Regions from separate parts of the Homo sapiens genome. Here region 1 is linked to region 2. Evidence: chromatin contacts called from ENCODE Hi-C or POLR2A ChIA-PET data. All regions are on one chromosome and are shown on one strand. Each heading gives the region's core, a stretch centred on a gene start or an enhancer-like site at or near the end of the contact. The rest is flanking DNA. Distances are from core to core; before and after follow the strand shown. Region 1 overlaps PALLD (palladin, cytoskeletal associated protein). Region 2 overlaps DDX60 (DExD/H-box helicase 60).

Region 1 (3,387 bases), core at 350-2,849, 240 kb before region 2:
CACGATGATTGATAATGATAATGGCTAATAATGGACTGCTTACCCTGCGGTGGGCATTGTGCCCAGAGTCATCATGTAGATTATTTCATTTAAAACCCTCACAGCAGCCTCTGGTTTAGAAAGGAGGAAATGGAGGCAGAAAATCTGAGTGGGAGAACCAAGGTTTAAGCCCAGGGAATAACTCCAGAGCTCATGTTCTATGCACTTTACCATCTTACCATTGTAGTTTTCATAATTGAGAATCCTAAGCAATGTATCAAACTAACAAAACTGTGGATCAGAAATCAGAGTTCTGCTATTAATTCAATTGCTTTTTAGTTCCAAATGAACATAATATGATACATTTTAAAACTTCACAAGGAGCATTATATAACAAAGCTTAAAGCAAACTTCTGAATGATGAAAACATTTTCAATTCTTAATGTAGGGAGTGTTTGCTGGAGGCAGATTATCTCACCTGCTTATTAACTCATATTTTGGTTTTAAAGAGGCGCCATCTGACAGGATCCAGTAGTCAGGATTAGGTGTAGCTTTAAAACTGCTTGCACATTGAAAAAGAAAATAATAGTTCTATGGCATATCTGGTTCAGGCTTAATTTGCAAGCCAGTTATTGCCGCGGGAACATGCACGTGGTCTAGGGAAAATGCTCATTCAATGAGGATGAACAAGGGCGGTTTCCAAGCGGGCCAAGTTCACTGGAAAATTGTGCTTCAGAGATTTCCATGTCAGTCAGCACTCCAAAATGAAAAGGTCAAAATCAAAAGGAATGAAACACAATCACAAACATCTCCATCATTTGCCTGAGATTTCATGTTTTCTGTCAAACAGTGCTCTTGGTAATTCTATGCCGGTGTGATAGACACAGAAGATGAAATAGACTAAAAAGACCCACTAATACTGCTGTTAATGAGTGAAGAGGAAATGAGGTAAACACCAACGCCATTAAAGTGGTTCTACTTTAGTAAGTAGCATTGAAAGATTTTGAAATTTTGAAGAATAAAGGATTCTTTGGCATCTTTAAATTGTCCTGTCCCCTGCCTCCTCACTTTTCTCAGAAGGAATCTGAATTTCCTAGAAATTCTTCTGTCTTCTTCTTTTTCTCATCCTTGTCTTATCCATCATCTCCAGCTTTAGCAGTTTAGCTTAATTGTCATTTTCCCTAAAACGCTCATTAGCCACAGCCATTTTTTTTTTTTTTTTGAGTTGGAGTCTTGCTTTGTCGCCCAGGCTGGAGTGCAGTGGCATGATCTCAGTTCACTGCAAGATCCACCTGCCGGGTTCAAGAGATTCTCCTTCCTCAGTCTCCCGAGTAGCTGGGGCTACAGGTGCCTGCCACCACTCCCAGCTGATTTTTGTATTTTTAGTAGAGACAGGGTTTCACCATATTGGCCAGGCTGGTCTTGAACTCCTGACCTTGTGATCTGCCCACCTTAGCCTCCCAAAATGCTGGGATTACAGGTGTGAGCCACCATGCCTGGCCAACCACAACTGTTTTTTAATTTGCTTGAAGTTGCGTAGCATTATGTTCTTCACCATGGAGGAAATGACTCTTCCTTGGCCTCGCCCATCTTACAGTCATGCTTCCTTTCTTCTACTTCCCTTTCCTGGAATAGTAAGTTGAACATGAAATCAACGGAACAACTGCTTAGTTGTGCAAGAGAAGCTTCAAGGAGGACAAAGATGAGGCAGGCGTAGTTATTCTCCTTAAATGATCTTACAATCCAGTAGGAGGGATTAGACAAGAGTAAAAAATAACTCAGTTACAAGGAGGAGCGTGATAATTTCTATTAAAATAGTTTCAACAAATTGCAGTAAGGGATAAAAATGGTAAGAGAGATCATAGGTACAAATTGTGTCACGTCACTCTTTTGGTTTTTATTTTTTTCCTATGATGCTCCCCGGCTGATGAGAAAAGTTCCAAAGCACGATGTGCAGGTTAAACATACCCGTGGACAGCCTGAGCTGATGGAAATGCTCCAGCCTCACCCTCTGTCATCACCAACACACATGCACTCAGGCCTCCCTGGCCCACTCACCATTCCTCAAACAATTCAGATTCTTTCTGGTTTTCACACCTTTGCACTTGCTGCTCCTTTTGCTTAAAATGTGCTTCCTTTCTCTTTTTCTTTTTCTTTTTTTTTTTTTTTGAGATGGAGTCTCGCTCTGTTGCCCAGGCTGGAGTGCAGTGGCTCCATCTTGGCTCACTGCAACCTCCGCCTCCCAGGTTCACACCATTCTCTTGCCTCAGCCTCCTGAGTAGCTGGGACTACAGGCGCCCACCACCATGCCCGGCTAATTTTTGTATTTTTAGTAGAGACAGGGTTTCCCCTTGTTAGCAGGATGGTCTCGATCTCTTGACCTTGTCATCCACCCGCCTTGGCCTCCCAAAGTGCTGGGATTACAGGCATGAGCCACTGCATCCAGCCCTCTTTCTGTTTTTCAAACTCCGGTTCATCCTTGAAAACTTTCTTAAATTTTACCACTTTTTGGTGCTTTCTAACAGTTCCCCAATCAATATAATTTGCTTCTTCTTCCAAGCATGTTACTTTGCATTGCGTTTCTCACAGCAGTCATCATATTAAATTACAAGTATTTGTTTAGAGAATGCTTTCCTCATTCAACTGTGAGCCCAATGGAAGCAGGAGCTGTGACTGGCGTCTTTGTATGGCAAATGCTTAGCACACTGGGTTACAGCAGCTGATGGAGAAAAGCTAAGAAATACCGGGTGTTTGAAATGTGGTTTGAGCCCTGGATAGGATTTGACACACATGTGAACAAAGGCACGAGGCAGGAAATGTTCTGATGACTGATTTGCTTTCAGCCTCCCAGAACCTGCTGCGACATTTCTCTGGGACATGCTCTCTTCAGCTAAGTGTTATTCTGCTCTTTTGAGTGAGGGTCTCATTCTGTCTCCCGGCCTGGACTGCAATGGCATGATCATAGCTCACTGTAGCCTTGAATTCCTGGGCTCAAGGGATCCTCCTGCCTCATCCTCCTGAGTAGCTAGAACTACGCGTGTGCATCGTCAGGCCTGGCTAAATTTTAAAATATATTTTTGTAGAAACGAGGTCTCCCTTTTTCGCCTATGCCAGTCTCAAACTCCTGGACTCAAGGGCTCCTCCTGCCTTGGCCTCCCAAAGTTCTGGGATTACAGATGTGAGCCACTGAGTGCAGCTAAACATTATTCTGCTCTTAAACTAGGTTTTTCTTCTGTTTTATCAACTGTTGCTTGTGTCCCGGGCTCTGTTTTCTGGTAAAAACTTGATAGAGTAATCAGTGCTAAATGTTAGTGTATACATATAACACATAACTGTTTGTGTCTACATATAAAATACACTTTACCTGCTCATTTCGCTAAAGCAAAATCAGTCATAGGTCAGACATTG
Region 2 (3,309 bases), core at 661-3,160:
TTCCTTTGGCTTTCAAAGTGATGATTAGTCAATAGTTTTGTCTTCCTTCTAAAACCTTAAATATATTCCAAATTCTGTTATGTTAAACATAATAAGACATCCATCATAAGATTGTTGTGATGATTAAAGGAGGTAAAATATGTAAAATTTTTAGAGCACAAAAGTCAACATAATTTGACACGAATATAATTAAATGTAACTCTCAGCTTTCTTTGAAGATAATTTTGATCTTTCCAAGTCTCTTTTGACTTTCTTTTGGAAAAAGCTAAATGCATACCTCCTTAGCTTGACAACCAAGGTCATCTATGACCTGGCCCCAATCTCCTTTCCATTCATTCACTGGGGATATCTTACCTGGCAGCCCTCATGCTATATATTGCTCTTAGAATATTTCAAACCGGATGCCAAATACCAGTCATTCAGATACTGTTCATCTTCCATAATTCTTCAAATGTGAAACCTTTTCTGAATTCTTCTCTGACTTTCTTAGCTAGATGTAATCTTTCTTCTCTCAATAATACCTTGTCTGTGTTTCTAATACGACACCAGCCATGATGAGCTTACTGCTTAAGTTGTTTACATGCATATAGTCTTTACTTACTAGAATAACTCTTTGAAGACAAATTTTGTGTCCTTCATTTCCTAACAAATTGCTATGTATATAAAAGGTACTAAGTGTATGTTAAATAAGAACAGCTAACCTAAATTGAGCACTTACTTCATGTTCTAAAAATTCTACGTTTTTAAACCTCTTTTAACCATTACAACAATCTTATGATAGATGTCTTAATACTATTCCCACTTTACAATGAGGAAAGTGAGGCATAGAGAACTTAACTAACTCAGTGTTGCATCATTAAGTAAATGGTGGGGCCAGGATACAATCTCAAACAAGTTGGCTTCTAAAAGCAAGCTGGCTGATGGTAATTTTCTAATAGGATTTTGTTATGGGAACTTATCTCTTGTGTGACAATGGCCCAATCCAAATTCTAAATAAACCTAAATATGGACAAAATTCTTGTGACTTAACTCATACCCCAAATCTAGAATATGGATGATAACCCACATATAAGAATAAAAGGCACTTTATTCTCTCATTTTTCTTTCTCCCTTCCCTTCCCTTCCCTTCCCTTCCCTTCCCTTCCCTTCCCTTCCCTTCCCTTCCCTTCCTTCCCTCCTTCCCTCCTTCCCTCCCTTCTTTCCTTTATGATATCCAGGAGTTATCTGACATTTTCATCATTATGTGGCATTTTAAAAACAGTATAGTTTTTAAAAATTATTCTGTGTAGGATGGTTCAAGGCAGATTATCTTTAAGCAGCAATGAATATAGTGGTTTGGAGTACTTGCTGAAATTGTCATTTTGGTCCAAGTGCCTTTCCTCTATTTTCAGTAGCTATTAATGGAGTAACTGGAAAGCAATAGAACTGCTACAGTGTGCTGTGACCCCAGATGACTTCTGCAAAGGTCATGCTGTTGTATGAGTCTTCTTAAGATGTCTAGACTTTTGTGGCAGGAATGCAGAATGAACATAAAGACTTAGGTATTAGTAAGTCCGTTTTGACAGCTGCATGGTATAGCATGTGTTTATATAGGACATATCCTAAAGAAGCAGTGATAAAAACCAAAGAGACCTTTCAACTGAGTAAATAATTCCTGGTCTTGTGTAGTCCATTTTTCAGATTAATATGAAAAAATGGAGTGGCAAGAAAAAAACATAATAAACTATGGCAACATAAGAACGGCCATCCACCTGGGTCCTTTCCTCTATAGTTGTAGTATAAAAATGATTTCAGGAGTGGGGGCAGGACCAGTGAGCTGATCTGAATCCAACCATGGTGAGGGATCGCCTTCAATCCATACATGGCTTGTTTCTGGCTAAGGACAGTGTCTTTGGCTTTTGGCCCAATTTTCATGCCACACAGGAACAGCTGCTGACTCCTGGAGAGCTATCAGCCCCAGGAAGTCCTTGAAAGAACTGCTATCTATCTGTTTCTGCTCAGCATAGATCAATGCCTACCGTCACCTATGACATTAGGGACAATGTGGTTTACAAAAATAGCATCATGGTATAATACTATTGTGTTTATAAATAAAGAATGGTACAAATCTGTGACCTTTTATTTCTCTTCATTTTCTGCCTAGACTCACTCAACTTTTGCAGGATCATTAGTCACTGTGTAGTGGAGAACAACTGAATTGGATCCCCAGTATTTAGGCATAGGACTGTTAAACTGATTTAAAAGATTAAGAACTATAAGGGATAATTAGTCAATCATATTGATGGCTGTGGCATTAATCATATGCCAGGCATTTTACTAAGTCTGTTACATATGTTATCTAATATAATTCTCATAAGAAATCTATGTCACAGGCAGAATTATCCTCCATTTTAGAAATGAGGAAGCTCAGACCTCTCTAAAAGGCTAAGAGACTTAAGAAATCATAAGCATTCTAGCTAGCAACCAAAAACAGAAGATTTATATTTTAAAATTATAATAAATCTTGGATTTATTGTATGTTTTTATTTTAGATAGGTCGAATAAGTAACCACTTTCAAGTAATACCTAACAAGAGAGCAAGATGCCAACATTACAAAATAATAGGTGTTTTGTTTTATTTAGTATGTTGATATAATATAGTCCTTAGCATTTAGCTATCTTTCAGTACTCCAACTGAGATGTTAAACGATGATTCCAGGAATTGTTTTACGTTCTATAGTTTTAAAGGTTTGAAGAACATATGTTGATTTTGTCTGCTCTCACTGCAGTCTTTAGGGTGGAAGTAAAAATATTGTATTTTCATTCCTATATTATGGATGAGGAACTAGCATTTACAGGTGCAATTAGAACCAGATCTTCTGATTCATACTCTCCTGTACTTTCCATTCTACCAAACATCATCTCCAGTTTTTTTCAACTGTGTTGTGTTTGGAGTGGCTTTTTTAGCCCCGAAATTTGAAGCCTGAATTTTAAAACATATTAATAGCTATTTACGAAAGCAAGTGCCCTATTGTCAAATTATTTTGGATAAATTTGCATGCTATATTTACTTCTTTGAGGTTTAACATTTCCAGTGAGAAATCCCAAAGAATCCTATTTGATACAATATATATCATTTCTCTCTCTTTTTTCTTTTTTGAAGAATACTCTCTTAGCCCATTCAACAGGCTTCTGTAACAAAAATATCACAAATTGAGAGGCTTTAGAAACAAAGATTTATTTTTCAGAATTCTGGAGGCTGGGAAGTCCAAGGTCAAGGCCCTGGGAGATTTGGTGTCTTGTGGGGGCCTGCTTTCTGGTTCATAGATA

The links. Hi-C counts contacts between places; a loop is a spot of excess contacts on that map. ChIA-PET counts read pairs that join two places held with the same protein, here RNA polymerase II (POLR2A). Pooled maps may share reads with other maps.
Region 1: a loop to region 2 is called in a map of heart right ventricle, with 2.5 times the contacts of the local background. The contact joins two enhancer-like sites. A Hi-C loop is called at or near these places in 6 of 168 maps with a recorded cell type or tissue (Right ventricle myocardium inferior, cardiac septum, heart left ventricle and 1 more) and 6 of 50 pooled maps. POLR2A ChIA-PET finds 5 or more read pairs at or near these places in 2 of 52 experiments (PC-9 and naive thymus-derived CD4-positive, alpha-beta T cell).

The regions. Positions count from the first base shown.
Region 1 is chr4:168,502,408-168,505,794 of GRCh38, reverse strand. The region is part of intron 1 of PALLD (palladin, cytoskeletal associated protein); the gene reads right to left. All of the region lies in intron 1 of LOC107986198 (a long non-coding RNA gene), which reads left to right. Among named protein-coding and RNA genes, the nearest start is that of PALLD, 7.0 kb to the right of the region's middle. Within about 2 kb of position 1,599, at least 4 of the 41 ENCODE cell types and tissues checked have a DNase peak (open chromatin) inside an H3K27ac peak, as active enhancers do.
Region 2 is chr4:168,263,697-168,267,005 of GRCh38, reverse strand. All of the region lies in intron 22 of DDX60 (DExD/H-box helicase 60), which reads left to right. Among named protein-coding and RNA genes, the nearest start is that of DDX60, 53 kb to the left of the region's middle. Within about 2 kb of position 1,910, at least 4 of the 41 ENCODE cell types and tissues checked have a DNase peak (open chromatin) inside an H3K27ac peak, as active enhancers do.